Regions from separate parts of the Homo sapiens genome. Here region 2 is linked to region 1. A link is an interaction called in ENCODE POLR2A ChIA-PET data of the cell type or tissue named here. Cell type or tissue: IMR-90. All regions are shown on one strand. Links, peaks and the distances in the headings refer to the core of each region. The heading gives the core; the rest is flanking DNA.

Region 1 (2,922 bases), core at 199-2,698:
AAATCAAAATGTATACTTGAAAAAAAGCCTAAGTGATCACAGAAGAGGTCCCTGTAATATAATGTCAACATTACTAATAAGGATTTTTATATCACACCTAAAAAAAACCACACAAAAATCAAGATAAAGGAAAAAGCAAGGATTAAAGCTATTTATAACTTAAAATATCATCTAACACTGTCTTTCAGCTAAACAAGGTCTTACATTTTTATTTTCTTCTGCTCTATTAAGTACCCTAGAGCAGAATTCTCTCCACCCATAATTTACTCATCAGTAAAAACAGCACTGCAATACTTTTCTTCTATTCTTTTTATAAGGGTGCCAGAATGTCTGGAAGTTAATACACATGTTTAGAAATGCTAAGATGAGAAATTATGCACACTTAAATTTTAGGGGTCTTTTTTAAAAATCAAGATAAAAAGACCTAGATTATTTCAATGTGTAAATTTTCAACTAGCCAGGAGGCTTCCTGGGGACATAATACAGAAGATTTGAAACTAATGTTCTGGAGTTTATGCTGCTCCAGAAACTAATCAGACTAAGGAATTTCTACAAAAACCTAGGCACTTAGGTCAGGCATAAGGTATGATAAATTTGGGGGGCCTGGCCCCCCAAAAAATATGAACAAATCTCTCCATCACAGAAAAACTTAGAACCTAATTAATGAAACAATAAGAGCTATAATTTAATATAACAATTGTAAAACGTTGTCAAACAGAAAATTCAGGGAGGTGGCTGGGCACGGTGTCTCACACCTGTAATCCCAGTACTTTGGAAGGCCAAGGTGGGTGGATTACTTGAGTTCAGGAGTTCGAGACTAGCCTGGGCAACATGGCAAAATCCCAACTCTACTAAAAATACAAAAACTAGCTAGGCGTGGTGGTGCACACCTGTAGTCCCAGCTACTCTGGAGATTGAGGTGAGAGAATCATTTGAGCCCAGGAGGTTGAGGCTGCAGTGAGCCATGATTGTGCCACCGCACTCCAGCCCGGGACACAGAGTGAGACCCTGTCTCAAAAGAAAAAAACAGAAAGAAGAAAAGAAAATTCTGGGAGATGAATGAATAGCACACAGTGGAATGAAGACAGTAAACGCCAAGGAAGAGTAGAAGTTTTCCCAGATTAATATCCAAGGACCAATTATTTTTAGCAAAATGGTTTCCTACTCTTCTAGGTAGCTGTATTTCTTTAAATGCCAATAATATGGATTCTGGAGCCAGACCCACTAGGTTTGAATGTAGGTTCTGCCAGAGCTGGGCTTCTATGGAACTCAATTTCCTTATCTATAAAATGAGGATAATAATAGTAACTAACTTAGTAGTTCCTGTTTTGGAGATTAAATGACTTAATATATATAAGGCACATAGAACAGTGCCAGGAACATAGTAAGTGTGCTTGTAATTACTATTATAGTAGTCCACAATCCCTCAAATCTGATGCTCAATACCAGAAGCTATGAAACTACAAATTTTCCTGTAACTCACTTGGTGGCAAATATCTGACCTACTCCGAATACATTTGGCAACAAAACCTGACCTGAGCAAATGCAAATAAAACCTGACCTGAGCAAAGGCTACTGAAAGTCTTTATTTATCACACTCACTGTAAAGATACGTGCAGTTTGCTGCAGATATCTTAATGTGTTTGATTACAGGATGCTGCTCCCAATTCACTGGAATGTATTTATGAAAAAATGAAAAAATCTAAATTCTGAAACACATCCAACCCAGAGGTTTTAGATAAAAGACTGTGGGGTCTATATTAACTTTGAAGCCTAGACAGTTTGTATTTCCTTAAAATAAATGGCATCTTCTTAAAGAAACACGAGTAAGTAAGATCCTGAATCTAGTATTAGAGAATATTAGGATGATGAAAACATTTTCCAGTACAGTTAAGAGAGTCCTATATTCCTAGGATGTTCTTTTCAAATATAATCCATCTTGGCTGGGCGTGGTGGCTCACACCTGTAATCCCAGCACTTTGGGAAGCTGAGGCAGGCAGATCATTTGAGGTCAGGAGTTCAAGACCAGCCTGACCAACATGGTGAAACCCCATCTCTACTAAAAATACAAGAAAGTTAGCTGGGTATGGTTGCGCATGCCTGTAGTCCCAGCTACTAGGGAGGCTGAAGCAGGAGAACTGCTTGAACTTGGGAGGCGGAGGTTGCAGTGAGCCCAGACGGTGCCACTGCACTCCAGCCTGGGCAACTAAGTGAGACTCTGTCTCAAACAAACAAACAAACAAACAAACAAAAACAGGCTGGGCATGGTAGCTCATGCCTGTAATCCTAGCACTTTGGGAGGCCGAGGTGGGCGGATTGCCTGAGGTTGGGAGTTTGAGACTAGCCTGGGCAACATGGTGAAACCCTGTTTCTTCTAAAATACAAAGAAAAATAAATTAGCTGGGCGTGGCGGCATGCGCCTGTAGTCCCAGTTACTCGGGAGGCTGAGGCAGGAGAATCACTTGAACCGGGGAGGTGGAGGTTGTAGTGATCCGAGATGGCACCACTGCACTCCAGCCTGGCAACAGAGCAAAACTCCGTCTCCAAAAACAAAACAAAACAAAACAAACAAACAAAAATAAATAATCCATCTGTAATATTTTGTTTACATGTCATGGTAGTCAGAGTTTTCAAGTTCTAAATTCTAGGGCTTGCTTAAACAAAGTCTATTCTCATCACTCAGATAACAAATAAATAATTAAGGTTCTTTGGGGGACATAAATATGCCTTGAATCATGCAGACCAAATCATCACAGAACTTTAGAGCTGAAAGAGACCCTTTAAAACTAATCTAAATTATTATCCTTTATCTTCCAAATTGTTTTATCATCTGTAAATTTATTCTGCCCTATGAGGTAAGAATAATCTGCCCTAACTTGTCCGTAGACTCTGTCTATAGGAACACACCGCAGGTAAATGCAA
Region 2 (2,922 bases), core at 313-2,812, 120 kb after region 1:
AATGGCAGTTACCACATGATTGCAACTTTTTAAGAGCACACAGGCCTAGGGACATGGAACAGAGTCACTTGAAAGTAGCTGAATTGTCATGTGGGGCTTTCCCAAGTTCCAGTATGTTGTCACGATGTAACTTGAACAATTTTCTAAAGATCCCTCCTTCAGGACACACATCAGTCATGAGATTGCAACCTGGGCAAAGTCTCTAATAGAGAAAATCACAGATGTCCCAAGGTTGTTTCCCAGCCCTTCAAAAGAGGATATTTCACTTTAAGAACTCAGTCAACACACCTGACCAACACATCCTCACCAGTCAGCTCTCTCAGGAGCTGGGTTACCAATCCACTTGTGGTACAGTAGTTTAAAGATTCTGGTGACACGGAAGAAATCTCTATAATTAGCTGAAATAAAAAAAAAAACACAGAAAAAAGAAAAAGGTCAAATCAGCCCTACGCCTGATAGATCTCATTTTAAGTTAAATGTAGGACTAGGTACTTTTTATAAATGAGTTTTAAAAAATCCATTATTTGTCTCTTTAAGTAGAAAAACTTCAGTGAACGCATAAGAAATTACTTTGGCACAGATTATTATTATTATTATTTTTGAGACAGAGTCTCACTCTGTCACCTAGGCTGGAGTGCAGTGGCGTGATCTCAGCTCACTGCAACCTCTGCCTCTTGAGTTCAAGCGATTCTCGTGCCTCAGCCTCCCCAGTAGCTGGGATTACAGGCATGCACCACCACACCTGGCTAATTGTTTTGTATTTTTAGTAGCGATGGGGTTTTGCTATGTTGGCCAGGCTTGTCTTGAACTCCTGCCCTCAAGTGATCTGCCCGCCCTGGCCTCCTGAAGTGTTGAGATTACAGGCATGAGCCACCATGCCCTGCCACCTTGGCACAGAAATGTTCCATTATATCTAGGTGTATCAGCACTTTCCCGCCCAAGCAATCATCAATCAGGGTACAAAAGCCTGAATCAGCCACAACAAACAGATTATAAAACCATTCACTCATTCAGGCATCCTGTCAGTCAGTCAGTCAGTCATTCACTCACTCATTCAGCAAGTATGTTCTGAGGTCTTACTGAGAGATATAGGAAGACACTGAAGGGTTTTAAGCAGAGAAATGACACAATCAGATTTGGACTTTTAAAAGACCATTCTGACTGCATGAGAAGATAGACTAGGGATGATAAAAATGGATGAGTGGAGACCAGTTTGGATGCAAATATAGTAGCCCAGGTGAGTGACACCAGTAAGTTAGTCTAGGGTGGTAGAAGCTGTACTAATGAAGAGAAATGCAGGGGTTTAAATAAAATCAACAAAATATGATGACCGAATGGATATGTGGCAAGGAAAACAGGCCTCAGAATGAGCCAAGGTCTAATACCCAACTAAGCAGACTGTGAGACACAGCCAGTTTGTTGTCTTATTTTTTATTAGGGGGATAGGGTGGATAAGGAAGATCAGGAATTTGATTTCAGCATGAGTTTGAGTGGCCTAGAATATACCCAAGGGGCCAAGAGTGAGTAAGCAGTTGAGCATGAAGGTTCGAGCTCAGAAGAAAGGTCTCAGTTGGAAGTTTACATCTGAGAGGCATCATCACTGATGGGAAGTGAAATCATAAGTGAGTAAAACTGCCTAGGAATGAGTAGAGTACCGTGAAAGCAGGGCTTGGAACTCTGTTTTCATCAACTCCAACAATTAAAGATTCAACGGAGGATAATGAGCCAGGAGGCTGAGAAGAAACTGAGAGGTAGAAGGAAAAGCAGCATAGTATGGTATCATGACATGCAAAGTAAGAAAGTGTTCTGAAGATGGAATTAGACTATAGAGGATTCTATTTCAAACATGCACCCTATTAACTGTGTGGTCTTGGATCAATTGCTCCATCAATATGAGGTTAATGATAACAACATACAAAGTTTACTGTAAGAATTAAAGATAATATATGTGAGTATTTTAGCATAGTGCTTAGTACAAAGCTGGTACAAATAAGGGCCATTTCTTATTACTACTACAAATTTTTTCAAGTCTGGTTTCAATATCTTCTCTATCATAGTAATTATATTGCACTGTAAATATATATATATATATAAAAAGGGTCTTGCTCTGTTGGCCAGGCTGGAGTGCAGTAGTGCAACCACGGCTCACTGCTGCTTCAACTTTCTGGGCTCAGTTGATCCTCCCACTTCAACCTCCTGAGTAGCTGGGACGACATGCACATACCACCATGCACAGCTAATTTTTAAAATCGTTGTAGAGATGGGGTCTCACTATGTTGCCCAGGCTGGTCTGAAACTCCTGGCCTCAAGGGGTCCTCCTGCCCTTGCCTCCCATAGAGCTGGGCTGTAAGTATTTTTTATGACTGTCTCACATACTAGGCTGGGAATGCATCCTTATATTCCCAGCACCTACTGTAGGGCCAAACACAGATTATATACTTAATGAGCCATCTTGCTTTTCAGCATAAGCCAAACTGCATTCTGCTTTGTAAGCATGAGAAAGTGTGCTTTTTATCTTACCTCATACACCCTGTATCGAACAATGTCATTTGTTTTCATTACACTTTTCAAATCATCCAGCAGATTGCTTTCAAATAAAGCCTCCAGTCCAGCTTGGGTTAGTGATATTCTTGACAGGGATTTGATAGCCTTATAACGAAAGAAAATATCTCTTACATTCCCAAAATGCAGGTTATTATCTACTTCATAAGAGTGATGTAAAAATAGTGCATGGAATGCACCTTGCCCATGTTTTAGCTATTATTTATAATTGGAAAAGACGCAAGGTATCCCCCATAGAATTATGATGGATACTGTAGATATGTATATCCTAGAAAATGAAAGGGGTTTACTAGTATTTACTTGACAACCATTTATTTTACACAATCCATATGAAGTTGTAAATTCCATTACGCAAATCAT

The links. ChIA-PET counts read pairs that join two places held together with the same protein. Peaks named below come from ENCODE experiments on the same cell type or tissue, not always from the same donor. Only the 100,000 strongest peaks of a DNase experiment are listed, where the experiment ranks them.
Region 2: POLR2A ChIA-PET joins it to region 1 with 12 read pairs; 3 of 35 experiments call an interaction of 5 or more read pairs at or near these places.

The regions. Positions count from the first base shown.
Region 1 is chr9:120,705,820-120,708,741 of GRCh38, forward strand. All of the region lies in intron 1 of MEGF9 (multiple EGF like domains 9), which reads right to left. Among named protein-coding and RNA genes, the nearest start is that of MEGF9, 7.2 kb to the right of the region's middle. In IMR-90, for the core only: no CTCF peak of the experiment used is centred there; no DNase peak of the experiment used is centred there.
Region 2 is chr9:120,828,811-120,831,732 of GRCh38, forward strand. PSMD5 (proteasome 26S subunit, non-ATPase 5) reads right to left here. Exons shown (of 10, transcript NM_005047.4): 4 at 2,521-2,649; 5 at 289-398. Among named protein-coding and RNA genes, the nearest start is that of PSMD5, 13 kb to the right of the region's middle. In IMR-90, for the core only: no CTCF peak of the experiment used is centred there; a DNase peak (open chromatin) is centred at 1,561.